Regions from separate parts of the Homo sapiens genome. Here regions 1, 2, 3, 5 and 6 are each linked to region 4. The links are chromatin contacts, found by Hi-C in ENCODE. All regions are on one chromosome and are shown on one strand. The core of a region is the stretch at or near the end of the contact, and the rest is flanking DNA. Distances in the headings are between cores, read along the strand shown.

The links. Hi-C counts contacts between places; a loop is a spot of excess contacts on that map. Pooled maps may share reads with other maps.
Region 1: a pooled map shows a loop between it and region 4 (4-fold over the local background). The contact joins the promoter of ARL8B here to the enhancer-like site in region 4. A Hi-C loop is called at or near these places in 3 of 50 pooled maps.
Region 2: a pooled map shows a loop between it and region 4 (3-fold over the local background). The contact joins two enhancer-like sites. A Hi-C loop is called at or near these places in 5 of 37 single-sample maps with no recorded cell type and 3 of 50 pooled maps.
Region 3: a map with no recorded cell type shows a loop between it and region 4 (12-fold over the local background). The contact joins the promoter of BHLHE40 here to the enhancer-like site in region 4. A Hi-C loop is called at or near these places in 3 of 37 single-sample maps with no recorded cell type and 2 of 50 pooled maps.
Region 5: a loop to region 4 is called in a pooled map, with 14 times the contacts of the local background. The contact joins the promoter of LMCD1-AS1 here to the enhancer-like site in region 4. A Hi-C loop is called at or near these places in 5 of 37 single-sample maps with no recorded cell type and 3 of 50 pooled maps.
Region 6: a pooled map shows a loop between it and region 4 (7-fold over the local background). The contact joins two enhancer-like sites. A Hi-C loop is called at or near these places in 2 of 37 single-sample maps with no recorded cell type and 1 of 50 pooled maps.

Annotation. Positions count from the first base shown.
Region 1 is chr3:5,119,534-5,124,437 of GRCh38, reverse strand. It overlaps ARL8B (ARF like GTPase 8B), which reads right to left and starts at 2,146. Exons shown (of 7, transcript NM_018184.3): 1 at 1,850-2,146. The coding sequence starts at 1,972. LOC124906212 (a long non-coding RNA gene) reads right to left here and starts at 1,379. Exons shown (of 2, transcript XR_007095800.1): 1 at 722-1,379. RefSeq lists a silencer at 2,081-2,340.
Region 2 is chr3:5,204,167-5,208,951 of GRCh38, reverse strand. EDEM1 (ER degradation enhancing alpha-mannosidase like protein 1) reads right to left here. Exons shown (of 12, transcript NM_014674.3): 6 at 3,711-3,885; 7 at 1,679-1,799; 8 at 689-859. Among named protein-coding and RNA genes, the nearest start is that of EDEM1, 19 kb to the right of the region's middle. RefSeq lists an enhancer at 3,198-3,437. Within about 2 kb of position 3,356, at least 2 of the 41 ENCODE cell types and tissues checked have a DNase peak (open chromatin) inside an H3K27ac peak, as active enhancers do.
Region 3 is chr3:4,977,376-4,981,734 of GRCh38, reverse strand. BHLHE40 (basic helix-loop-helix family member e40) reads right to left here and starts at 2,298. Exons shown (of 5, transcript NM_003670.3): 1 at 1,937-2,298; 2 at 1,704-1,773; 3 at 1,327-1,434; 4 at 220-343. The coding sequence starts at 2,016. It overlaps BHLHE40-AS1 (BHLHE40 antisense RNA 1), which reads left to right and starts at 1,774. Exons shown (of 3, transcript NR_125916.1): 1 at 1,774-1,940. RefSeq lists enhancers at 1,315-1,909, 2,017-2,166, 3,467-3,586, 3,717-3,766, 3,887-4,076 and silencers at 2,317-2,376, 2,587-3,356.
Region 4 is chr3:6,716,623-6,720,883 of GRCh38, reverse strand. All of the region lies in intron 2 of GRM7-AS3 (GRM7 antisense RNA 3), which reads left to right. It overlaps LOC105376944 (a long non-coding RNA gene), which reads right to left. Exons shown (of 8, transcript NR_188695.1): 4 at 3,217-3,315; 5 at 613-797. Among named protein-coding and RNA genes, the nearest start is that of GRM7-AS3, 87 kb to the left of the region's middle. Within about 2 kb of position 2,264, at least 2 of the 41 ENCODE cell types and tissues checked have a DNase peak (open chromatin) inside an H3K27ac peak, as active enhancers do.
Region 5 is chr3:8,500,407-8,504,751 of GRCh38, reverse strand. It overlaps LMCD1-AS1 (LMCD1 antisense RNA 1), which reads left to right and starts at 3,094. Exons shown (of 4, transcript NR_033378.1): 1 at 3,094-3,281. It overlaps LMCD1 (LIM and cysteine rich domains 1), which reads right to left and starts at 2,929. Exons shown (of 6, transcript NM_014583.4): 1 at 2,772-2,929. The coding sequence starts at 2,813.
Region 6 is chr3:4,775,577-4,779,059 of GRCh38, reverse strand. It overlaps ITPR1 (inositol 1,4,5-trisphosphate receptor type 1), which reads right to left. Exons shown (of 62, transcript NM_001378452.1): 48 at 1,686-1,796. Among named protein-coding and RNA genes, the nearest start is that of EGOT, 26 kb to the right of the region's middle. RefSeq lists an enhancer at 2,347-2,416. Within about 2 kb of position 1,836, at least 7 of the 41 ENCODE cell types and tissues checked have a DNase peak (open chromatin) inside an H3K27ac peak, as active enhancers do.

The sequences.
Region 1 (4,904 bases), core at 897-3,396, 1.6 Mb after region 4:
TTCATGTTTCCTCATTAATTTTAGTGGTATTAGGCCAGGAACGGTGGCTCATGCCTGTAATGCCAGCACTTTGGGAGGCCGAGGCAGGAGGCTCGCTTGAGCCCAGGAGTTCAAGGCTGGCCTGGCAACATAGGAAGATCTTGTCTCTACCAGAAAAAAAAAAAAAAAAAAAAAAAAAAAATTAGTGGTATTAGATACACATTCCACTCTTCTATTCCTGCGGAAAGATAGTCATTCCAAGCGCAAAAAATCATAATATTACAATAGGAGGCCAGGCGCGGTGGCTCACACCTGCAATCCCAGCATTTTAAGAGGCCGAGTCGGGCGGATCACATGAGGTCAGGAGTTTTGAGACTAGCCTGAGCAACAAAGCAAAACCCATCTCTACTAAAAGTAATTAGCCGGGCGTGGTGGAGGACGTCTGTAATCCCAGCTACGCAGGAGGTGGAGGCAGGAAAATCGCTTGAACCTGGGAGGTGGAGGTTGCAGTGAGCTGAGATCTCGCCACTGCACTCCAGCCTGGGGGACAAAGCGAGACTCCGTCTCAAGAAAAAAAATTAATAATAATACTACTAGAAAAGGAGCCGAACAACAAGCAGGTAAATCTTCCTTATATACATCATTCTTCAAAGGACTTTGGGGTTTCTGCTAATCTCTTTTTCTCCAAGACTTACTCATTCCTGTTGCTTTATTAGTGCAAGGACTAAGAATCACAAGTTACCTATTTTCTCAAACATGAAAGCTGTGTTTGAATCATCTTGTGTAACCTAACCAGTCGGACAGCTAATCTTCAGGATTTCAACAGTCATCGAAAAGGTGGAAGAACTGCTGCCATCTCTCTTCAGAACAGTTCTAAAACTCCCCTGGCGTGTACAAGCCACTACCAGCTAAAACTGAGTCACAACAACTCTTGGGCTCTAAATAAAGATCGAGGCGAAATCTTTCACTCCTATTTATTTCCCAACCAACCAAACAAGCAAAACGAAACAATCACCTTTCTACTCAATCATTGCTGAACAAACACCACATTCTATGTAAGTCCTCAGTGCAATTTTCCTTCCACCCATTCCCTAGGCCTGCTAAGCTATGTTCCTGCCCAGTACCTTCTTTTCTCTTCAAGTGAAAAACACCATTTAAAGACCAACTCCTCTTTCGCAGGGTAGTTAACTTTATGCTAACTGCAGATCCATCTTATCTAGTCGCTTAAGACAATTAACTCTTAGCTTAATAAATACTATGTATTGTGGGCTAGCTGGAGCTCAGCAATGAGCTTGGTCTCCGCGCCTGGGGGACGGGTGAAAACAAGTAACTGAATTAGATGGGACCAGCGGCCCACAGAATTCAGGAAGGCGCTCACACTGGTCTCCCGCTTTCACAATGGGTCTATTGGTCCAAAGTGGCAACTTAAGAGAGGCTCTTAATGCTTACGCTTTCTCGTACGGCTGACGGATTTGCCAAATCCCACCCTTTGGGAAAGTGACAGACTGGACTTAACTCTTTGGCTGCCCCTACTGGGCAAACCCAAGGGAAACCCCAATCCCCAAGCGCTTTAAAAATGTGACGAGTTCAATTTAACTCTTTCCGAGCCCCCGCGGCGTTGAGGACACAGCCCTTGGAAAATGTCTACACTGACTTAACCCTTCCGCTGCCGATCTCAGTGCTACTCCCCGCGCCGCCAACACGCGGGAAATTCCAAATGCTGGCCCTCGGGAGATGACAGGCCCAGCTTCGCACGCCCCCCGCCATCAGTCCCATCGCGCCGAGGGGGGCCCCAACTCAGGCCTTGGAGAAGCGCCGGGCCGGACTCCTGGCTGCGGAGCCCCGGGCGAGTGAGTGGGCGGGCGCTCACCGCGATGACATTGACGAAGGTGGTCTTGCCCGAGTACTGCAGCCCCACGAGCGTCAGCTCCATCTCTTCCTTCCAGAAGAGCGAACGGAACCAGTCCAGCAGGCGGGAGATGAGCGCCAGCATGATGGCGGCCGGGAGCGAGAACGGACGGGAGGACGGACGAGCGGCGGCGTCGACGACTTCCACACGAGCGGGCCTCCGCCCGGACCCTCCAACGGCTCCTTGGTGCCCCGGCGCGACACGGGCGGACACCGGCGGGCGGCAGCAGCCAGACCCAGGAAGCCGAGCGGATCATATGACTCGCCCTACCCCCCACGCCCGTCCCGGCGCCGCCGTCGGCACCCACGGCAAGAGCGGCGCGGCCAATCCGGCCAGGCCCGCCCGCCGCTGGCATCGCCACCTGGTGGGCATGCTCCGCAGCACAGCGTACCCTCGGGCCCCCTTGAGGCTTTCTCTACATTCATTCATTGTTGGTTCATTCGTCATTCATCCACTTATACATTCGTTAATTCATTCATTCATTTTTTGCTATAATTGTTCATTAACAATCTGCAGGAAGACTTCAAGACTCTGGAAGAGTTGGCGTGGAATAAAAATTCCTGTCCTACATTTTTGGTAGTAGCAAAAGATAGTGTTAACTTAAAAATGACACCGTTTATAAATTTAGAAAGGAGAGCATTATTTCTTAAGAAGGGGATTATAAGCTGTAGGCAGGACGTGCAGCCTCGGGCCAAAAAAAACAAAAGTAAGCACTTTGAGAGAGGGAAGGGTGCAACAAGAATTTATATTGAGGAGTTGGCCAAGTAAACATATTTAACTTATGGAAGGAGCTATTAATATGTATGAAGGTGGTCTTACACACATAGTGAACAAATCTGTATGTTGCATATGACCTATGTTCATTTGGGGTGGCGACTTAACATTTAAATGTATTATAATCAGGCAGGGCGCGGTGGCTCATGCCTGTAATCCCAGCACTTTGGGAGGCAAAGGTGGGCAGATCACCTGAGGTCAGGAGTTTGAGACCAGCCTGACCAACATGGTGAAGCCCCATCTCTACTAAAAATACAAAATTAGCCGAACGTGGTGGCATGCACCTGTAGCCTCAGCTGCTTGGGAAGCCGAGGTGGGAGAATTGTGTGAACCCAGGAGGCGAAGGTTGCAGTGAGCTGAGATCATGCCACTGCACTTCAGCCTGGGTGATAGAGTGAGACCCTCGTCTCAAAAAACAACAATTAAAAAATAAATAAAGTAAAAGTATTATAATCAGGCCCTCCACATCAGAAAGTGAATCAGGGACGGGAAAGGTATTGAAGTGCTTGGCCTCTGTAAAACCAGCCAGAACTGGGCTGGGCGCGGTGGCTCACAGCCTGTAATCCAAACACTTTGAGAGGCTGAGGCAGGTGGATCAGGAGGTCAGGAGTTTGAGACCAGCCTGGCCAACAAGGTGAAACCCCGTCTCTACTAAAGATACAAAAAATTAGCCCAGGCCGGGTGCAGTGGCTCATGCCTGTAATCCCAGCACTTTGGGAGGTCAAGGCGGGCAGATCACCTCAGGTTGGGAGTTCAAGACCAGCCCGACCAACATGGTGAAACCCCGTCTCTACTAAAAATACAAAAATTAGCGGGACATGGTGGCACGCGCCTGTAATCCCAGCTATGCTGGAGGCTGAGGCAGGAGAATCGCTTGACTCCGGGAGGCAGAGGTTGCAGTGACCGAGGTCATGCCACTGCACGCCAGCCTGGGTGACAGAGCGAGACTTCATCTCAAAAAAAAAAAAAAGAAAGAAAGAAAAGAAAAAGCCAGCCAGAACCAATGCATGGATGCATGGTTAGTTGTCTCTTAACAGGAGAAAGTTACAGAAATCAGTCTCTTGTCTAATCAAAGCCATAGTTAGGCTTGTGGAACAGGTCAGTTAGCCTGCATCTGGCAGAGAGTTGTAACTGTTTTAATTGTGTTTATCTCCAGGCCAGTGCTGGTTTAGCTGGTAGAGAAAAAGAGAAACCTTGCACTTAGTCATTTAACTCTTGCCTAGTATGGCCTTAGGTCCTGTTTATAATTTGGTATCTAATTGTCACAAAGAGTCTGTTCTGTCAGTCTTGTGATCTCTATTTTAACGTTAATGTTGGTCGTTTGTTGTTTCTTTCTTTTTTTTTTTTTTTTTTTTGAGACGGAGTCTCGCTCTGTCGCCCAGGCTGGAGTGCAGTGATGCGATCTCGGCTCACTGCAAGCTCCGCCTCCCGGGTTCACACCATTCTCCTGCCTCAGCCTCCCGAGTAGTTGGGACTACAGGCGTCCGCCACCACGCCCGGCTAATTTTTTGTATTTTTAGTAGAGACGGGGTTTCACCCTGCTAGCCAGGATGGTCTCGATCTCCTGACCTCGTGATCCGCTCGCCTACGGCCTCCCAAAGTGCTGGGATTACAGGCTTGAGCCACCGCGCCCGGCCGGTCGTTTGTTGTTTCTAAACGACATAAGGGAGGAGGTATAACCAGGTGTGACTGACTTCCCATCTTGTGGAGGGAAGGAACTCAGTTTTTAAGACTTTCCTAGGATAGGCCGGGCGCGGTGGCTCACGCCTGTAATCCCAGCACTTTGGGAGGCCGAGGTGGGCGGATCACAAGGTCAGGAGATCGAGACCATCCTGGCTAACACGGTGAAACCCCATCTGTACTAAAAATACATAAAATTAGCCGGGCACGGTGGCGGGCGCCTGTAGTCCCAGCTACTCGGGAGGCTGAGGCAGGAGAATGGCGGGAACCCGGGAGGCAGAGCTTGCAGTGAGCCGAGATGGCGCCACCGCACTCCAGCCTGGGCGACAGCGAGACTCCGTCTCAAGAAAAAAAAAAAAGATTTTCCTAGGATCTCTTTGTCCAGGAAGGATCTGTTTAGTCAGTTGAGGGGACTTAGTTTGTTTGTTTATTTGATTTTGAGACAGAGTCGAGCACAGTTGCCCAGGCTGGAGTGCAATGGCAGATCATAGCTCATTGCAGCCTTGAATTCTTGGGCTGAAGTGATCCTCCTGCTTCAGTCTCTCAAAGTATTGGGATTACA
Region 2 (4,785 bases), core at 2,107-4,606, 1.5 Mb after region 4:
CATGTGGATGGAGGAGGACTCTCAGTGTGTATATATGTATGGCATACACAGAAGTATAAATACCTGGCTTCAACCGTCAGGAAGAAGACATTTCACAGTTAAAGTCACATTCCCTCTACCACTGAAGTAATTTCACAAAGGATGAACACTATTACATATATATGTGTGTGTGTGTGTGTGTATATATATATACACACACACACACACAAACACAAACATTAAACAAAAACAGGCATCCAGATGAATCCAAGATGATTTCCTTTACAACCAAGAAAATGAATTTTCTTTTTGTCTGAATAGTTGTTACACAGACCGGGGCTCCACAGTACACTGATGCAGAATTGCATCCTAAAAACGGGTCTTCTGGTCACATACATTTGGAAAACACCTTAGTACCAAATCTTCCTCATGAATACTTAAAGATGTGAGTTATAAGTCCTACGGTAAAAACATGATTCAGCTTTGTAGAATATTAGGTTAAAAACATATTTGACTGCAGATGCCTTCTCTGTCCTGTGAAGTTACGAATGACACTGAACACTAACAAGACTACGGATAGGGGGTAACTCAATCAGAGTCACTATGAAACAACATAACCCTAAATCACTCAGCAAATGTTCATTAAGAATGAACTGCTGGGGTCAGGGGAGGCAGTGAAAGGAAAAAAAAAAAAACACAACTCTAGTACCTGGTAGAGGAGATATGTGGATTCCACTAACTCTGGTCTCAGTGGGTAGAAGAGAACGTCAGGGGCCTGCAGCTGCCAGTTATATCTCTCAGGGAGGGCACCATATCGTTTCCATATGGCATAGTAGAAGGCATGAAGGCAGATGGCATCTTCCACATCTCCTATCAGCACCTAAGGAGAGGACACAGGTCATCAGGCTGAGATACCATTCCTAGAGTGACAAGACATGGCACAAAGGGCCTGCCTGGGCTCTCCTCTGCCCCCGAGTTCTTAGTTGACCTACACATACGGTTAAAGACAAAACCAACCCAAAAGTGACAACCCAGACAAATAAATGCCCTCCCTATCTGGCCACTAATGCCAAATTGATGTGAGCTGCACACAGAAAAAGAGATTACGTGTACTCATGAACAAGGAATAAACAACTGAGCGATGGATTATCCAAAAATCTCACACAGCCCAGCACAGTGCCTCATGCCAGTAATCCCAGCACTTTGAGAGGCTGAGGCGGGCAGATCACCTAAGGCCTGGAGTTCGAGACCAGCCTGGACAACACAGTGAAACCCCGTCTCTACTAAAAGTACAAAAAATTAGCCGGATGTGGTGGCAGGCGCCTGTAATCCCAGCTACCCTGGAGGCTGAGGCAGGAGAATCTCTTGAACCCAGGAGGCGGAGGTTGCAGTGAGCCAAGATTGCGCCACTGCACTCCAGCCTGAGCAACAGAGGAAGACTTCATCTCAAAACAAAAACAAACAAAAACAAAAATCACACACAGTCACTTCTCAAGCACGGTTTTGCACTTGTGTGGAATGGCTCTGTTCAATATTCTGGAGACTAATTTCTCAAACAGAGAGATGAAGACGTATAGTGTCAGTGACCTCCCAAATCCAAAGGAGACAGAGAATGCTCAGGGTATTAAAAAAGAAAGAAAAGGAGGGAGAAGCCCTTTCTGGTGATTGGTTATTCTTAGGAAATCTGATGGCAAAATACCTGCAGTCCAGGGAAAAAGGCCTGCAGAGAGTCAATCCAGGTGTTCATCAGCTGCCCACTGAACATGTTCACGTTGACATAGAGTGGAGGGTCTCCTTCTCCTTCATTGCAGGCTTCCCGCCTGCAAACCCAAGCAGCACATTCAGTGGTGAAAAGAAAGCTCACTGACAGATCTCTACCTCTCCAGCAGCTGCTGGTAGTTTCATTTAAACGGAATTAACATTAATTTTTTCTCCTAACTCATTCCTTAAACCTCTGCAGACAGACTGCCTTTAATTATCTACATTAGACTCTAGCAGAAGATAATATTTTCCACAGGATCAAAGTTCCTAACGCAGCCATTGTAATATGTCAGGATTTCACAGTATTCTGCAGAAAGCACTTTGAGCTTTGGGTTTAAGAGCCCTGCCACATAAGAGAATTCAGTATATAGTATGGGCCTATGCTGGATTTCACCTGAGCAGAAAAGCTTGGTTCTTTTGGTACAAAGAGTCTCTTCTCTAGTAATGTCCTACAGCATGGGCCTGGAGAAATGCATCAGAGCAAGACCCTTGGGGATTACTGCTCAATTTAGTTTGTGGCTTTGAAAAGCAAAAATAAATAAATTCCACTCAAAAGGCCCCTTACTTAAACATAGCACATACAAGTGGTTCCTACAACAGCAATGTAGAAATGGACCCAAGAAAATCCAAGCAGGAAGCTCAGTAGCTATAACTTGCACTGAAACTGGACACTTAACATAGAAATACATACAAAGAAAGATCTGGGGGCCAGGTGTGGTGGCTCACACCTGTAATCCCAGCACTTTGGGAGGCCGAGGCGGGTGGATCACGAGGTCAGGAGTTTGAGACCAGCCTGACCAACATGGTGAAACCCCATCTCTACTAAAAATACAAAAATCAGCCAGGCAAGGTGGTGCACGGCTGTGATCCCAGCTACTCAGGAGGCTGAGGCAGGAGAATCGCTTGAACGCAGGAGGCAGAGGTTGCAGTGAGCCAAGATCGTACCACTGTACTCCAGCCTGGGTGACAGAGCAAGACTCTGACTCAAAAAAAAAAAAAAAGAAAGATCTGGGAAAGAGAGTGACACTACGTAGAAGCCACTGTAGCTTCAAATGGCTCTCTCTCTCCTGTCATCCTGGAGGAACAACAGAAAATGGTGAATAATGTTTTAAACAAACTCAGAGAGAAAAAAAAATGTGGTAACTGTCCTTTCTATCACCAAGTATAAAAACCAATCCTAACAGTTCTTTGTAAAGTATTAGAACCAAAACATTGTCCTGCATTGCAGATCTATCTGCAATTAAAGCCACAGTTAAACACTGGGATGTGTCAGCCCCTGTAGTAGCAGCAAGTCTCTAAGACGGCCCCCGAGAACCTCCATCCGTGCGAGCCACACGCTTGCACAGCCCCCTCCCACACTGAATGTATCATTTTGATCTGGGTGACTAATGGTCTGGCAGAAGTATTGGTATATCATTCCCAGACTAGTCATGAAAGCACTGTGGTTGCCATTTTGGCCTCTTTCTTTTTCTCTCAGATCACTCACTCTGGGGGAAGCCAGTGGCCATAAGCTACCTACAAAGAGGCCCCTTGGCAAAGAACTGAGCCCTCCAGCCAACAGCCAAAGAGGAACTGAAGACTGCCAGCAACCAAAGTGAGCCTGGAAGGGGATCTCCCAGCACCATTGGGCCTTAGCATGGCTGTGGCCCTGGCCACCAGCTTGACAACAACCTCAGGAGAGATCCTGGGCCAGAATGACTGGCTCAGCTGCTCCTGGATTACTGTCCCTAAGAAACTTCATGAGATAATGCTTGTTGTTTTAAGCCACTAGGTTCTGGGGTACTATGCTATGCAGCGACAGAAAGATAACACAGCTCTTTGCCCCCAGATGACTGACAAACTAGGAGAGGTGGTAAGGTGAGGGCAGAGATAAACAGACCCTGTGATTGTGTGTTAAAAAAAATACAAACGCTTCAGAATGCATTCTATTTGCTTTACAAGGCAACAGAGGAGATGTTAGGGAGACATACCCTCTTCTTAAGTAGTTCTGAATACTCTGATATGCAGCATTAAACATTTCTAGGTCTTCTTTTTCTCCAAAGAGAATGTAAGATTTCAAGAGGTATTCATAGAAGGAGTCCAGCCCGGCACCCAGGCCACTCTGCTTTCCAACCCAGTGGCCCGTCTGAATGTTCACGACATTGCCTGCAAAAATAAACAAGGCACTTGAGGTCCCAGCTGTCTCATCGGGGAGGACATGAATGGAGACAGGCCTCCTACTCCAACCACACTGCTCCTCAGCACCTTTATCCTTGGCATACAGGAGAAGGAGGTGGTTGCTTGGACCTAACATTTTTATCAGTCTTATCACTAACTTAGCCTAGACATCTTCTAAATATATAGCATTTACTGACACAAACATGGGGATAAACATTTAATGCAAAATAAAAATAGGTTTCTCATTTTGCTTTTCCAGATTGACGATGCATTTCAAAACCCAAGAGTTTTTCACAGACTTTAACCCAGTACTGCCATTCCTGGGAATTTATCCAAAAAAAGATGATTTTAAAAAGAAAAAGTGGCCAGGCATGATGGCTCACACTTACAATCCCAGCACTTTGGGAAGCCGAGGCAGGTGGATCGCTTGAGCTCAGGAGTTCGAGACCAGCCTGGGCAACATGGTGAAACTCTGTCTCTACCAAAAATACAAAAAATTTGCTGGGTGCGATGGCAGGTGCCTGTAGTGCCAGCTACTCAGGAGGCTGAGATGGGGGGTTCACTTGATCCCAGGGATCACTTGAGCCTGGGAGGAAGAGGTTGCAGTGAGCAGAGACTGTGCCACTGCCGTCCAGCCTGGGTGATGGAGGGAGACCCTGTCTCAAAAGACAAAAAAAAAAAGAAAAGGGAAAAGATAATTTTTTTTAATAATAAAAACAACAACAAAAGTGGTCATTATGAATGCAAGGCAACAACCTGGAAACAAATGATCTGCCAAATGTCAGGCAGAATCAAAATATATGTTTATATTATAATGAAAAATATATAGAAGTTACACAGGCCAGGCTGAAAGGGTCTATGGAAACCTAAAAAGTTGACAATCGGGAG
Region 3 (4,359 bases), core at 1,049-3,548, 1.7 Mb after region 4:
GAATATCTTATCATTTCACTAATACGTATTCATGCCAGGTGGCACAATGCATTTCAAATGAAAAGTCTGACCTTTTAGGAAAGATAAAACTGCATCTCCCCCAATGAACGTGCATAAGCAATTTGTTGCAGTAATGTTTATTACATCAGATGTTGAGCCCACGGGCTCTCTATTTGCACTCAAACTCTTAAAGAGAGCATAGCCAGAATCAGCACTCACCAGCTTGTAAACCACTCTGCAGGGCAATGATTTTCTGCTGCTGCTGATCAATTAGGTTTGTTAGTGCTTTCACATGCTTCAAGGTAAGTTCAAGAACCACTGCTTTTTCCAAGTGACCCAAAGTCTGGAAGGAAAAGAGCCTTAGTCAGCGGTGAGGTCAGAGAAGTCCCACCTTTGGGACATTTATTAGCAATGAGAAATGAGAAAAGAAAAAAAAAAGTGGAATAGTGTTTCCTGGTTGGCTGTTTTAAGTCTGTAGGTCATGCTTTTAAAAAGATAGACAGATACACTCATATATGTGTGTGTGTGTGTGTGTGTGTGTGTGTGTGTATATATATATAATATATATATATAATTAAATAATTTAAAAAAACGGGTGCCACCTGTCTTTGGAGGCATTTTGGAAGCTGCAACTACCTCAGGAAAATCCTTTGACAGATAAATTTCTCCAGCAGCCTCTGCCGACCTTAACTCAGGGGAATCCAGAGATAACATTTTCCTGCAGTGGTGTCAACTCAGAGAGGGACCTCTATTACGTCTGGCAGCCAAGAGGCTTTCCCTACTTCTTTCCTTACACCCTTTCAGAACTTCCAGCTCATCCAGGCTTTTTTGTTCCTCCCGAAATACTATTTTTTTTTTTTCCATTTCCCCAACCAAAGGCTGCGAAGTAGCCGAGGGCTACTGTCAAGAAAGGACAGGCCGTAAAAATCACACACCAAAGCAAGTCCCCTTATTTGACAACAACAACAAAAAAGGTGGGGGGAGTGGTAGAGGGGAAGGGGTAAATAAAATGTGTGTGTTTCTTGGCGTGTTCCTTTAAGTGAGAAAAACTAGGGAATCCTGAAAATCACCAGAAGTTAAACTCCTGAAAAGGAAGGCCAGTTGGTGTTGGAGCCAACTTGGAGAGGTCCAAGTGGTTCTCGCCTCATTTGCATGAGTCAGCCAGAAAACGCCAGGACTGTGGAGGAGGACCCCACCGCAGAGCCACCCGCCAGCTCTGATCCGCCAGTCTGGTCTGCAGTTCCCCGCGGAACCTGCAGGCGGCGAGTGACCCGCCCGCCCTCTGGGCAAAGGACTGGGTTGGAAAGGGGCCAGCTTCTCACTTACTGTAAGTTTGAGATGTTCGGGTAGGAGATCCTTCAGCTGGGCGATGCACTCGTTAATCCGGTCACGTCTCTTTTTCTCGATGAGCCGGTGCGGCAATTTGTAGGTCTCCTGCAAGACGCACGGGGAGGCGGTGGGCGCTTGGGGAAGGAGATGAGAAGCCTATCCTCCCAGCCCCGCAGCAACAGTCCGGCAGAGGAGCAGAGTAGCAGAGTAGCACCCAGAACCATCGTCTGCCCTTTCTTTTCCAAGTCACTCAGAAGAGGCACCGAGCCCACACCCTGCATCCCCTCGCCAACCTCAAAGCGAGAAAACTTTTCTTGGAAACTCAGCGCGCGCGAGGGGCTGAGCGCAGGGTCCCTAGGGGTGCACTTGCTTACCTTGCTGTCCTCGCTCCGCTTTATTCCCCGTCTTGACTTGTACACTTGGTACATGTGGGCAGGGTACATCCTGCAGGAAGAGAGACCAGGAAGGGTCGTGACTGCTTGCGCACGGCTGCAGGCGTTCTGCCGGGCAAGAACCTCCCGGTGCGCCCGGAGCTGCTCCAAGTTGAGAGTGGCGCATAACATGGGGCTGCAGTTGAGGCTTGAAGGGCCAAGGAGTGCCAACTTACCCTGGTAGGTCTCCGTGCTCCAGTCCCGGTGCTTTGGGCAGGCAGGCGGGGGGTGGTTGCGCGCTGGGGATCCGCTCCATGGCGCGGCGAGCCGGGGCCACTGCGCGCTCCTGTCTGCACTAGCGGAGCGTCTGGATGAGGACTGCCCTGGAGAGGGCTTCGGGGGTCTCTCCGCAGATGTTCCTCTGAGTCTGAGCTCTTTGAAATCCCCTGGGCTGCTGGAATCTTCGGCTTTGAGATGCAGCTTCAGTTGGGGGCGTGCATGGCCCGGTGTCCCCGCGGCCTCTGGCTCCGACTCAGCGCACAGACTGGCGGTGTGTGCTCCCTGCGCGGTCTGTCTGCGCCGTGCGAGCCAAGTGAATGAGAAGTGGGGCGGGCGGGGAGGCGGGAGGGAGCGGGTGAGGGGGGGGCGGTTAGGGCGGAGTGGGGGGGTGGGGGGGCAAGCCGAGGAGTAATGGAGAGGCTGCGGGCTGGGTTAAATGGGAGCGAGTGGGTGGGTTGGAGCTACGTGTTCTACCCTGTGACTCCAGGCACGTCTGGCCACTGCCGGGGAGGGAAGGAGCGACCTGCCCGCCCTCCCCCGGCTTCATCACATGAGTCTCACGTGTTGGACAACGCTCCGGCGGCTGCTAGGGAGCCCCCACCCCCAGCCCCGGCCCCCAGGTGTCTGCGGCTGCGGCCGCCTTTCCCCGAAGAGGGGGTGGCAGCACGACCTGGGTCCTGCCCAGTTGGGTGGGGGGCGCGGAAGCTGGAAGGGACGGGGGTGCTGGGGGAGGGGGAGAAGTTGGTAACGTGGGCGAACCTGCCCCAGGGAAATGAAGTAAGTTCCCGTCTCCTGGGAGGGAACGGGGGAGGACGGATCCGCCCGCGTCTGACTCAAGCCGGGAGAGGAATATCCCCTTGCTAGCTCCAGCCCAGCCCTCTTCCTCCTCCCCCGCCCGGCCCGCTTGGAGGAACCGGCGCGCTGCGGAGGGAGTCGCCCGGCCCCCCAGCCTTCCCCAGAGGCTGGGGTTTCTTTCCGTCCTGGCTTCCCTGCCCCCACTGCTCACCCTCGCGTCCAGGAATTGCCCGCCTTGGGGAGGGACCGAGGGGCGGGGCGGATGTCACCCCATGGGAAGCGGGCCGACGGCCAAGCGCAGGGGCAGCTGAGGCTGCCGCCGAGCACGCCGCGCGCACCTGACCGTGGAGGGTGTGAGCCGAGGGCCCCTCGCTCCCAGGAGCTCCGCTCCTGGGCACAACCTGCGGGCGGGCGGGCACCCGGTTGCGCAGCCCCCTGGGTGCCCCAGTGTCACCCCCTTCCTCCCGGCCAGTCAAGCGCAGAAAGATACCGGGCGCTGTGCCCGGCGCTCCCTCCCTCCTCTGCCCCCTCCGGAGCAGAGGCGCCCCGGTCGCCTCCCCTCCGGCTGCAGCGTTACACAACCGCGGCGGCGGCGCCTGCCCTGCAGCAGCGCAGGGCGTGACGCTTCACGTGGCCGGGCTCAGGTCGTAGCACCGCGGACCGCGAGCCTCTCTGCGTTGACCCAGGGACTGAGACCCCGGGGACGTGGCGTGCCAGCCCGGATCGGCCCTCTCCCTGCCTGTTGGGAAGTTCGGCGGCGCTGTTCGCGGTCTGCACCCAGGGCAGGAGGGATGAGAGAGACAAGAAAAAAAAACCGCCTGTTACAGGGAAATCTTAGCAATCATGCGGTCGACACGTATTTCTTGAGCCCCCTGCTCTGCACTAGGCGCTGCACTAGTTGATGAATCCGACACGGATCCTGCCCTTGAACTTGCAGAACCTCTAGGAAGAGGTTAAATTGAGCAATAAAGGAAAGGCAGCCCTGGGAAAATTGTATCGAGGCCACTGGCTGACAGAGGGGAAAAACAATGAGAACTTGTGTTGCTTTGTGTTTTGTTTTTAATTTCATTGTAACCGAGATGCCTAGGTAGAGAAGCGGGGGAGAAGCTAACCCAAAGCCCCAAGCCCGGGGCGGAAGGACCTCCTCCAGCGGCCCCAGATCTCTGCAATCTCACTTAGGCTGCCGGAGGGCCCCACCCACCTCCCCCGGAAAGGTCCGGGCTCTGTGACCTTCTCACTCAGCCGGGAGCAGGGAAAACAGCTGAAACTCCAATCCCGCGGTGTGAGCAGCGCTGATACAGTCAGAGGAGGGAGCCAGTGGAAACTCATGACTAAAATAAGGCCTGGCTGGGGATTTCACTGACCTCTGCGCTCCCCTGCCCTGCAAGTTCGGGGAGTTGAGAGATGACTGTAAGCCCTTCCCACTGCGCTTCGGGTCAGTCACCCCACTGCTGAGTGACCTGGCTGTGGGAAGGATTGAAAAAAAAATGGGGTCACTGCCGAGACTGGGCGAAGAGTAGTAGCCTCGGGTGCAGTTAGGGGATCAGTCTTAACTGGCAGTGCCCTTGACGACCTAGAGAACTGG
Region 4 (4,261 bases), core at 1,015-3,514:
ATTCACATCAAGGCATTCTATTAAATTTAGTAATGTTTTCCAAGAGTTTTCTCAATGCTCTTATGCTCAGCTTCTCCGGAACTTTCATACAAAATGAAAATAGTTTTGCTGATTATTGGTTGCAATAAGCTATAGGGAAGAGTACAGATCTCTGGGCTGAAAAGGGATATCTTAGGGCCTGAAGTTGTGCCATGGGATTAGCAAACTGGATGGATATCATTTCTTATTAGATATTTATTAAAAATGCCTGGGGCTCTTTTAAAAGCTACCAAGCACTCAAGCTCTGCTCACCCCAGACAAATTAAATCTGAGTCTCTGAAGGTGTTCCAGTAGATAGATATTCTGTTTTATTTTCTTTGCTTGTTTTTCACATAAGTTCTAATTTTAGAATAATGTACCTTCACAAAAAGTTTCAAAGTCCGGAGAATTCTTATATACCCCATACCCAATTTCCCCTATTATTACCATCTCATATTAATACTTTCTTTTACAGTTAATGATTCAAAAGTCATATATTATTATTAGCTAAAGCCCATGCTTGATTCAGATGTTTTTAGTTTTTATCTAATGTCCTTTTTCTGTTCTAGGATCTCATCCCACATACCACATTACCTTTAATTATTATGTTTCCTTAAGTTCCTCTTGGCTGTGACAGTTTTTCATACTTCTTTGTTTTTGATGACCTTGACAGTTTTGAGGAGTACTGCTCAGGTACTATGTAAAATCTCCCTCAGTTGGGATTTGCCTGATGTCTTTTCTCATGATTAGATTGAGGTTACAGGTTTTTAGGAGGAAGACTGCAGAGAAAAAGTGCCATTCTTATCACCTCACATCAGGAATAAATGACATTTACATGACATTATTGTTGATGTTGACCTTGATCACCTACTTAGCTGAGGTGGTGTTTGTCAGATTTCTTCACTGTAAGGTACCCTTTCTTCTTTTTTATACTGCACTCTCTAGAAGAAAGTTATTATATGCAACTCACAATTAAGGGAAGGGGAGTGATATTCCAACTCCTTGAGGGGGAAATATTTACGTAAATTATTCGGAATTACTGTAATTGGGAGACTTGTCTATTCTCCCCACTTATTTATGTACATATTCAATCATCGGTTTATATCCACGTGGGCTCAAAATATTTACTTATACCTTGGATTATACTCCAATATTAAGCTATTTATTTTGCTGCTCAAATTGTTTCAGCTTTGACCATTGAGAGCTGTTTTAGTTGGCTTCTGTGTCCCCTTTATATGCTTCCATCATTTTGTCTTTTAAACACCAGCCAGGCACATCTTGCGTATTCCCTGCCCCAGCCTTAGAAGCAGCCATTTCTCCAAGAAGCCCAGGTTCCTTTTATTGGAGAATGGAACTGGAAACCAGTATCTGGGCACTTAGTGTGCTCACTGCTTCTGGGGTGTTATTGGTGCTTCTAAGACTTGTCAGTAGACAGAACTAGAAAATATATGTTGTATGTTTATTGCAGCACTATTTACGATAGAAAAGATTTGGAACCAACCCAAATGCCCATCAATGACAGACTAGATAAAAAAAAAAGTGGCACATACACACCATGGAATACTATGCAGCCATAATAAAGAATGAGTACATGTCCTTTGCAGGGACATGGATGAAGCTGGAAGCTGTCATTTTCAGCAAACTAACACAGGAACAGACAGACAAATGCTGCATATTCTCACTCATAAGTGGGAGTTGAACAATGAGAACACATGGACACAGGGAGGGGCACAACACACACTGGGGCCTATCAGGGGGTGGGGGGCAAGGGGAAGGAGAGCATTAGGACAAATACCTAATGCATGCGGGGCTTAAAACCTAGATGATGGGTTAATGGGTGCAGCAAACCACCATGACACATGTATACCTATGTAACAAACCTGCACATTCTGCACATGTATCCCAGAACTTAAAGTAAAATTAAAAAAATTAAAAATAAAAAAGTTTTAAAAAAGAAAATATACGTTGGCACTATTAACCTGTGAACACATACATATCTACATTAAAAGTAACCTGAATTCATACTGATGTCTCCTACTTGAATCCATTACTACGTGGACCATTGTACTTTTTTCCCCTTGCCCATCTATAACCTCCCACTTCAACAGTGAGAAATCTGGCACTGTTCAGCATCTATTTAAATACTTGTTCAACCCTATATACATGTAGAGTGGTTTCAGAATTGTTAGATTGTGCTTTTGTAGGAAGTAACTTTACCAATTAAAGTGCAGTGCTTATGCACACTTCCTATTGCCTTCAGTCTCAGCCTACTCAATTCCAAAAAAACTTAGATCAGCACCTTGTTTCTCTGCCTCCTTCAGTGCGGTTATGCATACTTTTGTAATACAGTTAGATTCCTTAGTCACCGTCTACATTCCATCTTGGAACCCTCTGACCTCCTGAATTGATTTTTTAAATTTACATATATTAAAGTTCAGCATTTGAGCTGTAAACTTACGTGGGTTTTGACAAGTGTTTAGTATCAAGTATACACCACTAAAATATAGCAGGGGGGCTTTCTGGAAGCTTACCATGAGATTCTAGTGTTCATCTAGCATTAGGAACCACTAGACTTTTCTGCCAAGTTCAGGTTCAGTTGTGTCCAACTTTAGTTTTTGTGTGAGCAGGATCGAGAAGACTGGTGTGTCTCTTACTGAGTAAACTGGCTAAGTTAGTTAACCTTTTTGTCCAGGTAATGTGTCCTCACATGGAGCCTCACAATACCTGCCTCAAGAGTTGTTAGAGGAATTAAATTGATCAGTAAAGATAAAGCACAGTTTAAGTGATGAAAAGCAGTAGGTATTTAGTTAATGTTAGCCATTATTTTATTTGATGTCCTCATAGTTTTTTAACATGACTCACAAAGAAAAAATTCAAAAAGCAAAGGCAAGAAAGCAGAGAGAAACAGAGAGAGAGAGAGAGAGAGATCTTTTCCTTTTGCTTTCTAACTTTCATGCATTCTAGATTAGACATTTACTAGGTTGCTTCCCCATAGAATCATTTGCGGTTATATAACAGTCCTAATGTCCAGTCTGCCCTCAGAATCACTAAATTAGAATTTCTGATGGTGGTGGTGGGGTAGAGAAAATAGCTTCAGTAGTTTTTTAAAAGATCCCCAGGTGATTTCAATGATGTCTTAGTTTGGGCTGCTAAAACAAATATATCACAAACTGGGTGGCTTTAACATTTATTTCTCACCGTTACGGAGGCTGGGAAGTCTAAGATCAAGTTGCTGGCAGAGCTGGTGGCTGGTGAGGGGAAATTCTTGGTTTGTTTTCTTGTTCTGTCTTCACCTGTCTGAGAGGAGAGAAAGAGGAAGTGAGCTCTCTCATATCTCTTTTTATGAGGGCACTAATCCCACTCATGAGGGCTTTACTCATGACCCAATCTCCTCCCAAAGGACTCACATTCAAATACCATCATAGTGGGGATTAGACATCAACATATGAATTTGAGGAGGACATAAACTTCCATTCTATAGCAAATGTGCAGCCAAGTTTGAGAACTACTAAACAGAGTAGACAAGTTTCACCTTTACTACAATTTCTCCAGATTCTCTGACTCACGGCTTTGAAAAAGACTCCAGAATATGATGAGAAAGAGCAGCTTGGCTGAATGTGTACATGAAGGTTAGAAAAAGAGTTTCATAGCTGTGATGAGTAATTTTCGTTGTGTTTCCAAATCCAATTCTTAGCACTGTATTTCATTTGATTAGCTCAACACAGTCAAGGTGAGGGCAACTTAAGTGTATTTGTCTCCCTCGGGTCTTCCTGATCAAATCTCTGGCTCTCTCTCTCTTTCTTCATTGTTTCCTGTTCCAGATAGTGGCTTTCCCCATTCTTGATGACATGTGTTTATGCCTTAATGATTATAGGTATAGCATTTCATTTGCACCTGGTCATTTCACCTTGTTTCATGGTGAGCAGGTATATAAAAACCTACCCCCGAAGGCTGAGAGGGAGCTGAGAGACCAAAGAAAGAAGCTGACAAATAGTTTCTCAGAAAGAAAATATTCAAGAGGGGCTTACAAATGAAAGGAATGTCTTGGGTGGACTGGAGATGGTAGATCTCAGCTCCAGCCTTCCAGAAAATTTTCATTTCTGTAGAAGTTTTTAGCATAAAACATACAAAGCTGGTCACATCTCATGCTTTCTTGTTACTGAGGAAGTTAGATAAGCATCTTTCTGAGGGGTGATTTATGCTGTAGGCACTGTTTTAAGACCCTGCTGCAGAATAGCTTGAT
Region 5 (4,345 bases), core at 1,845-4,344, 1.8 Mb before region 4:
TAGGAAACCTTCTCTTTCCTAATAGAAAAAAAAAGATGGTTCAAGAGCAGCCGGTGGAAGCATTTTACTTAGAAAGAAAGAGAGAAGTTAGGGAACTTGTAAGCTCTGCCACGATGTATGTATGTGGCCCCCAGTGAGTCTCTTTCCCCAGCCTGTCTGGGGTTGGTTAGATGACCTTTAAGTCTACTCCAGTTTTTAGATTTTATGTTCTTTGCTGAAGATCTTTTTATGACTTTCCAGTTGGTGGGGATTCCCGCCCCAGCCCCCTCGGGGGTAGGGAAGCGGAAACAGCCTGTATGCCATTTTAAACCATTTCTCATTTTGTAAATAGGCCCCTTGTAGCTCTAAGAGTCTATGAAATTGTTTCAAAATGTCTAAGTGCGATTATGCATCCTGAAGCCAAATGTTATAAACCTCCCCCACATACTGTTGCAGATTTAAAAAATAAATATGCAGTAAAAGCTTTTCAGCGTGTTGCTGATATCACGTAGTACTTAATCACTTCTGTGACATTCAGTTCAGCAAGGGGAGCTTCTCGGCTCTCCTCCCTCCCCTCCACATTTTGAGTTGAAGGCATTGGTTAACCTACAAAATGGTGATCTTCCTCCTGATTGTCGCAGTCCCAAGAGATAAAAAAAATCTGCCCTTTCATCTCTACCCACCACATTCTTTCTCTAAGCCTGTAATTGGATCTAAATGGAAAACAAACCCTTTGCAGGCCAAGGAAGTTGGCACTAGGGGGTGACAAGAAGGAGAACATGTTCCACCTCTAATCAGGATAATCACACTCCCCTATGCAAAGGAAAATAAAAACAAGGCTTCCTCCAAGTGGCAACACAGGACTGTGGTGAGGAGGAGGAGTCTCCATATACCTCATCTCACCTCATACAGTAACTATCAACCAGCTTATATTAAAAATACTCAGAATCATTTCACTTTCCAGAGGACAATGGAACTCTGCCACCTTTAGCCGTGAACTATTCTGTGTCTGAACTTGGGGAGGCAGTTCAGACACACAAATATCAATGCTACAAGTTAAAAAATAATGCATAAAATGAAGCCTATGCAAACAGTGTGGTCTTAGCTGGACAGATATTCTCATGAGTCACCCACAGGTTTTTGAGTCCTGCTGTGTGGCATGGTGTGCTATGTTCAAACAGGGATGAACAAGACAGGTTTGCCCTCAAGGAGTCCAGAAAAATGTATAGAGAAATAAGAGCATTGCATGCATAACTCACTACTAGGTAGCAATTAATAGGTATCTTCTAAGAGTCTAAAATGTTATGGTAATTTCTGTAGGAGGGGAAATGACTTGATTCTGCAAATAGCTTGGCAAATGCAGTGAGGCATGATACATTCCAGACAAATGCCCAGATTCAATGTGACTTGGTACCCACATTTAGAAGGATCCACTGGACTCTGTGACAGGGTCTGGGCAGGTGGTCTACAGAAGAGCACAGCTACAAATTAGACAGTGCATGCTGTGCCTCTGAGTGGCTGTTTGTGTCTTTAGTTTGATTCTCACGTCTTTTGTTTTTCCCCCTCTCATTCTACCCTGCAGGTTAATGGCAGATATTTAAGGAAGACTTTGCCCTTCAAGACTAAACCCTGTGAAATCAGAGTTTAACAATGACTGCTTTGGGAAATTAACTCACAGTGTCAGTATCCCTGCTACCACTGCCATGAGGGAGGTTAGGCCTATCCTCCCCACATCAGAGACAAGGAAACTGAGGCTCAGAAAAGTGACCTGGTGAATCATGTGCAGTTAAAAAGTGGCAGGGACTGAGTCTGGATGCCTAGGGCTTGCCTTACAGTCAGCTGCCTGTTAGAACCAACTCTCTGTGACCCCGGGCCTCAGTTTCCCGATCTGTAAAGCCTAGGTTGTCTCTCTGTTCCCTTCCCGTTCACATGTTCTCTAAGTCTCCAGCCTGTGCCTTCTCCCAGCTGCATTCAGGTAGGCAACAAGTGGTATTGGAGCTATAGGCACAGCCGCAGGCTCCTGTGCAGGAGTTTACCCATGACCTTCTGGGCTCCGGGCCAGCCCTTCTTGTAAGGGAAACGTGCAGACCCTGGGGACAGAAATCAGTTCCCTTATGCTGGAACTGCTGCCACTGCCAACATCACCAACTAAAGAAACTGCGTGCGTGTGTGTGTGTGTGTGTGTGTGTGTGTGTGTGTGTGTATTGGGGGAAACACACAAAACACTGGGATAATAGCAAAAGGGAGACTGTGAGTAAATATTACATGCTCTCAACCCTTACTTCAGCCACCTGAGGACAGGGAGTGAGGAAGCTAGGGGTTTTTCCTTTACAGACCATAAGATTTCATATATATATATTATATATTATATATATTTTATATATAATATATATTATATATATTTTATATAATATATATTATATATTTTATATATAATATATATTATATATAATATATATTTTATATATTATATATAATATATATTATATATATTTTATATATATATTTTATATACATTTTATATATATTGTATATATATGTAAAACCTTAATTAAACTTTAACTAGCATCACCAAAGACATAAGACCCTTTGCAAATATTTTACACAACATTGGGTTTGGGGTGTGTGTGCCTGTTAGCTCAAACATGTATTCCCAACTATTTGTTTTCCATGCAGTTTTGGAATTTAAAGAGTTCCCTTCTCATTACCTTTTGGGAAGTTTCCGCGAACAGATGGGAAGGGGAACAAGAAAAAGTAAGAATCTGGGTAAATACAAACAGCTTTCCACTCACCTTTTTAACTCCTGGGTTGAGGTCCTTAGCCACCTTTGCCATCCTCTTCTGGGGTGGGGGAACAGCGCCTGGCTTCTCAGGCAGAGGCGCGAGGGCGCGCAGCGGGGACAGCGGCGGCTGAATGGCCAAGTTCGCGGGCCTGGGAGGGAGCTCTGTGCGCAGCCAGGCGCAGCTGGGCCGCTTTAATTGGAGAGCGGGACTCCCTCTAAAACCTCGCCAGCCACTCCGCGCCGGCGCTCGCGCGAGGCCAGCCAATCCCAGCGCGAGGCTGTCCCCCTCCCTCAGGGAGGTCTCTGCACTGTGGCAGCGAGCGGAGCTGAGCGCCGGCTGCCCTGACGTCAGCATGGCCGCGGCCCCTGACTACCCAGCTCCCTTCTATCCCTCGAGCGGCAGGAATCCGTCCCCACGCCCTTTTCCTTTAAAGGGCAACGGGCCGAAGGTGGGGCGGGCGGCGCGGCTCCCGCGATCCATTCAGGTCAAAAGGGAGAGTGATCAAACAGGAGAGCCGAGGTATTTTTAGTGAGCTGGATCCAGAAATAAATGCTGAGCTGTGCTCCCCTTCCCACCCTTTCTGCCTGGTCGTAGGGGGCGCGGGGAGGGCTGAGGGAGGAGGTGTTTTGCAGGAGCTGGCTAACGTTTCCCAAACCTGGGCGAGTTCTCCAATATCCAGAGAGGAGAAAAGATTCCAGCGAGTTATGATTTTTTTAAACTTAACGTTCGTAAAGTATTAAACTGCTTTCTTATAACTTGCTTTAACATAAATCCTTCTTATTCCATGAGCAAGAAATCACTGTCCTGATCTTAGAGATGCTCCTGTGGACATACTGTCTTGTTGTATGCTCATATTATCTCAGATATTATTATTATTATGACTGTAAGACGATAGATGAGGAAATAATCAGAATAACTGGTCCACAGCTGAATTACTGAGCAAGGCTTTAACCTGAGAGACTGAGAGTAATAGAGAGAAAGCTCATGGGGGCGTGGCGGGGGGGGGGAGGGAGGCGGCGGGCACAGGATTGTAAACTATAAACTAGGAAGTTAGTAATTTTTAGATAAATGGGGTCATGCAGGCCTGGACAAACAAGATTCCATCTGAGTTCACAAATCCATGGAATGTGGAGTCCTTGCAACGCATAACATAACTACTCTTATAAGACAGAATTGGCCAGGTTCCTCTCTCTATGCCACGTTGTTTGCCTATAAAGCCACATCTCTCTGCTGAGCCGGTTCCACAGACTTGGATTCCAGAGGCATTTCCCCCCTGCCCTGACAGAGGATTAAACACAAGCCCTTTTTATCCTAGAGAGAATACTGCTGTCTCTGTTGTGAGGTGTTCGGCCTGTAACCCGTCTTTGCAGTGCCCCCTGCCAGAAAAACCAGGGTCCCGTGGGCTAAAATAAAACTCGGTTGCACAGAGACTGAAGAGTGGTCCCGAAGTACACCATTCGGGAGGGATTTGGTGAGAAGGGGAGGCTGCAGTTCCCACTGTGGGGCTGTCTCTTGCTGGAGGCTTTTTCCTCTTGAAAGCCTCCTCCAATTTAGTTCTTATCATCATCTCCAGTCATCCCAAA
Region 6 (3,483 bases), core at 587-3,086, 1.9 Mb after region 4:
ACCCCTAATATAATGAGTACATCTGACACTAGTTAACAAATGTGACCCAAAGGAACAATGTATGCAGGCCAAGCCCTAATTTCCCATTACATTAAAAACACCCATGTTCACACCCCACATCCTGTACTTCCTGGCTTGACTTCATTTTAGGCCCTGGGTCTATGATACTTTGTATGCTTCTTTATGTACAGGACTTGAAAGCTGTTGGGTTTTTTTTCTTTTTTTGGACAGTGAGAGTGGTCTTATTTCTTCCCCTAGTTTAGGTCACAGCAGTTGAGTCAGGGTATCATGCTATCGCAGGGCACAAATTTCTATCATCATCCATAGATCACTGGATTAGTTGAAAAAGTCACTCAAATGCTGACCAGGAGCACATGAACTTCTGTTTATTTCGGACTTTCTGATAAATGGTGGCCAGGTACACAAGGTTGAATCTGTTAAAATTCACTCTAAAACACAATTTGTCAAAAGGAATTAAAAATAGCAGAAAAAAAGTCCATTTAAACCACACACCCAAATCGACTGTTAGTGTGGACTCTCAGTTCTAAATAGTAAAGAAAAAATAACTGCCATTCCCACAGGTTTCTGTGTTCCCATCTTTCCTAATGACCTTTCCTATGACATCCTTCATGCAATAAATACAGCTCAACCTTTCAGCCAAAACCCTGTAGTTCTAGGCTCTTTCATGATAATGATGAAGTGCTCGCTGCTGCGGATGGGCAGATAGAGGACAAATCTCAACATGCCCTGACATGGGAACAGTTAAAAAGGAAATGTGTCCAGAAAGGCTAACATGTTTTGAAATATACTTTAGAAACCTGATGCCTGCAAGCTCAATTGTTAAAACTGAATCATGGGATTCTCAGAGAACCTATGGAACCCCTACATAGAAGGGAGGGTTTTCTGGGTATACTTTAGAAGTCAACATCAGGAATGGTATATCAATTTCTCAAATATCCAAAAAAGGCCAGCTTGGAAATGCTGCAGGTTTAGCACCTAGAAGTCACGATTTTCATTCCGTTAAGCTGTTTGAGTAATAGAGAGTCCAAATGTCAGTGGGGCTTCCACATCAGTCACCTGCAGTCCCGCATTTGTACACAATACAGAGAAACTCAGCAGAGGCCCGCAGGCACATTTTTGGTTTGTGTAATTTTCCTTATTTTAAACCAACATTATTAACCACCCTTCTGCTAAATCAGTGACAAAAGAGAAAAAGGTATTTCCTTGATTAAGTAAAAATACATGTTTGTTTTTTTGGGTTTTTTTTTTTTGGTCCTAGATAGGCTTAGTTGTACTATTCTTCAACCGGCCCTTTTCCCTCAAATGGGGAAAAATCAGAAACCAGAGAGGGAATGGCGTTTCCACTGTTTCTCTCTTTGTGACTTTCAGAACCAAGGTATTTAGTACTCGATGCTGTTGGGATTCACTTCTTAGCTTGGAGCAAGGAATCTTCATTCTGTGTGACCTAACAGTTCAGAAGCTCCTATCCCCTCATGAGATACCTTACGTGGAAGAGAAAGGTTGGAGTTCTGCATCGTAGTCAGCACTAGCAACCTGGGTCATTCATTTAAAGAACTATCTTTAATATTTACTCTCATGACTAATTGCCCATGTGCATGTGCCAAGGCAAAACACAAAAGTGACTGTTTCCAAATGACTGTCTTCTGCTTTTAATTCCTACTTGCCTTCAGTTCTAACACAAGGTCCATCCTCTTCTTTCCCAAAGGATTGATATCATTGAGGATCAGGGCTGTGATGATGTCAATGCCATTGGATTCATGGGTGGCTATGCAGTTCTGAGCAAAGACACACACAGACATTCACACAAACGCTGGTCATAAATCAGACGTCAAAGGCCAACAGGCTGAACTGCTATTTCAACACAATGCTTACCACTCCCAGTAATGTCTCTAGGGGAGAGCTGCAAATTTTCCGTGAGAAAGTGGTAAGAATAAAAGACAGATGAAAATCTCTAGTTTCAGAATTAACAGTAAACAGTAGGAAAGTCCCCATGCACTGTAACTGATAAATTGGTTGTGTCTAATCCAAATCATGCAGCACAGTTGGCTTTTGTTCTTAAGGGAAAATATGGTGTATGACTGATTCTGGGTTCTGAACCCTTTTTCCCCTTTCAAGGTGTGTTCCATTCTCTCTAAAGCACTCTTTTTGTATTTTGTACTTTAGCTTAAGGCTTAAGCTTGGAAAGCAAGTTTCCTGTTTAAGGCACACAATATCAAAATTAATCATCTGCCCCCAGGTAACATCTCCGTTTGCAGCACAATCCACTCTGATCTGTTCCTTTCAACAGGCCCCTATTTGGCAGAGAAGCAAACTTGAGGTAATAAGGAAATTCACTTAGATGTCAAATAAAGCCTTTCCCCAAGCCTGTTGTATTTTTTTTGTTCCTTTTCATTTTAACTAGGACTACACCATCTGCTTCATGAGGGAACCGGGAGAAGAAAGTGCATCTCACAAAATGCTATTCTCACATTCACAGACAACTGAGACCAGGTTTTTAATAGACAATGAGTTGTCTCTCATAAACCGTTCTCCTCTGAATGAAGGGCCTGGCTCCCCAAGTCACACAAGTAACCTTCCCTGGCTGCTGGGTTTAGCACTGACCATTTGAAGCCTTGGTCGTCTCTCTCCAGTTAGGATGAAGCTATAATTTGGTATTAAAAAACATACTTGGCTGGGCGCGGTGGCTCAAGCCTGTAATCCCAGCACTTTGGCAAGCCGAGGTGGGTGGATCACGAGGTCAGAAGTTCAAGACCAGCCTGGCCAATATGGTGAAACCCCATCTCTACTAAAAAAATACAAAAATTAGCCAGGCATGATGGCATGCACCTGTAGTCCCAGCTACTAGGGAGGCTGAGGCAGAAGAATCGCTTGAATCCAGGAGGCAGTGAGCCGAGATTGCACCACTGCACTCCAGCCTGGGCAACAGAGTGAGACTCCGTCTCCAAAAACAAACAAACAAAACATCATACTCAACCTAGCACAATGCAAAAACTCACAAAATCCTTAAGATGCCATGTATAAGCAATGACTCTACTCAAGACAAGAAGTTATTGGGTTGTACTCCCAAAATATTCTTCTTTGAGAGACCAAAGTCAAGACTATCTCATCTTTCTTTCCCCTGAATGTCCATGATGTTTAAATCTCAACTATAAAAATGTCCTTATATTACTTTCAAGCTGTCTCACGTGTAGTAATTTTCTTCTCTCTAGCTAGGCTTAAACCCCCTTCCAGTAGTCACTCTTTGAAATCCCCTAGTATTTAAAATAGGTCACTGTCTTTTGGTTCTCATTTCACTCCTGCCTTATTGCCTACTCCTAGAAATCAAGTTAAATAGTTGGACATTCAAACCAAATCAAATGAAGCCAAACCTAGCCAAGGAAAGAGACCATGGACTGTCCCTCCAATGTCCTTCATTAGGAAGGTTCTGAAGTATCATGAAACACCATGGCTATTTCTCAACTG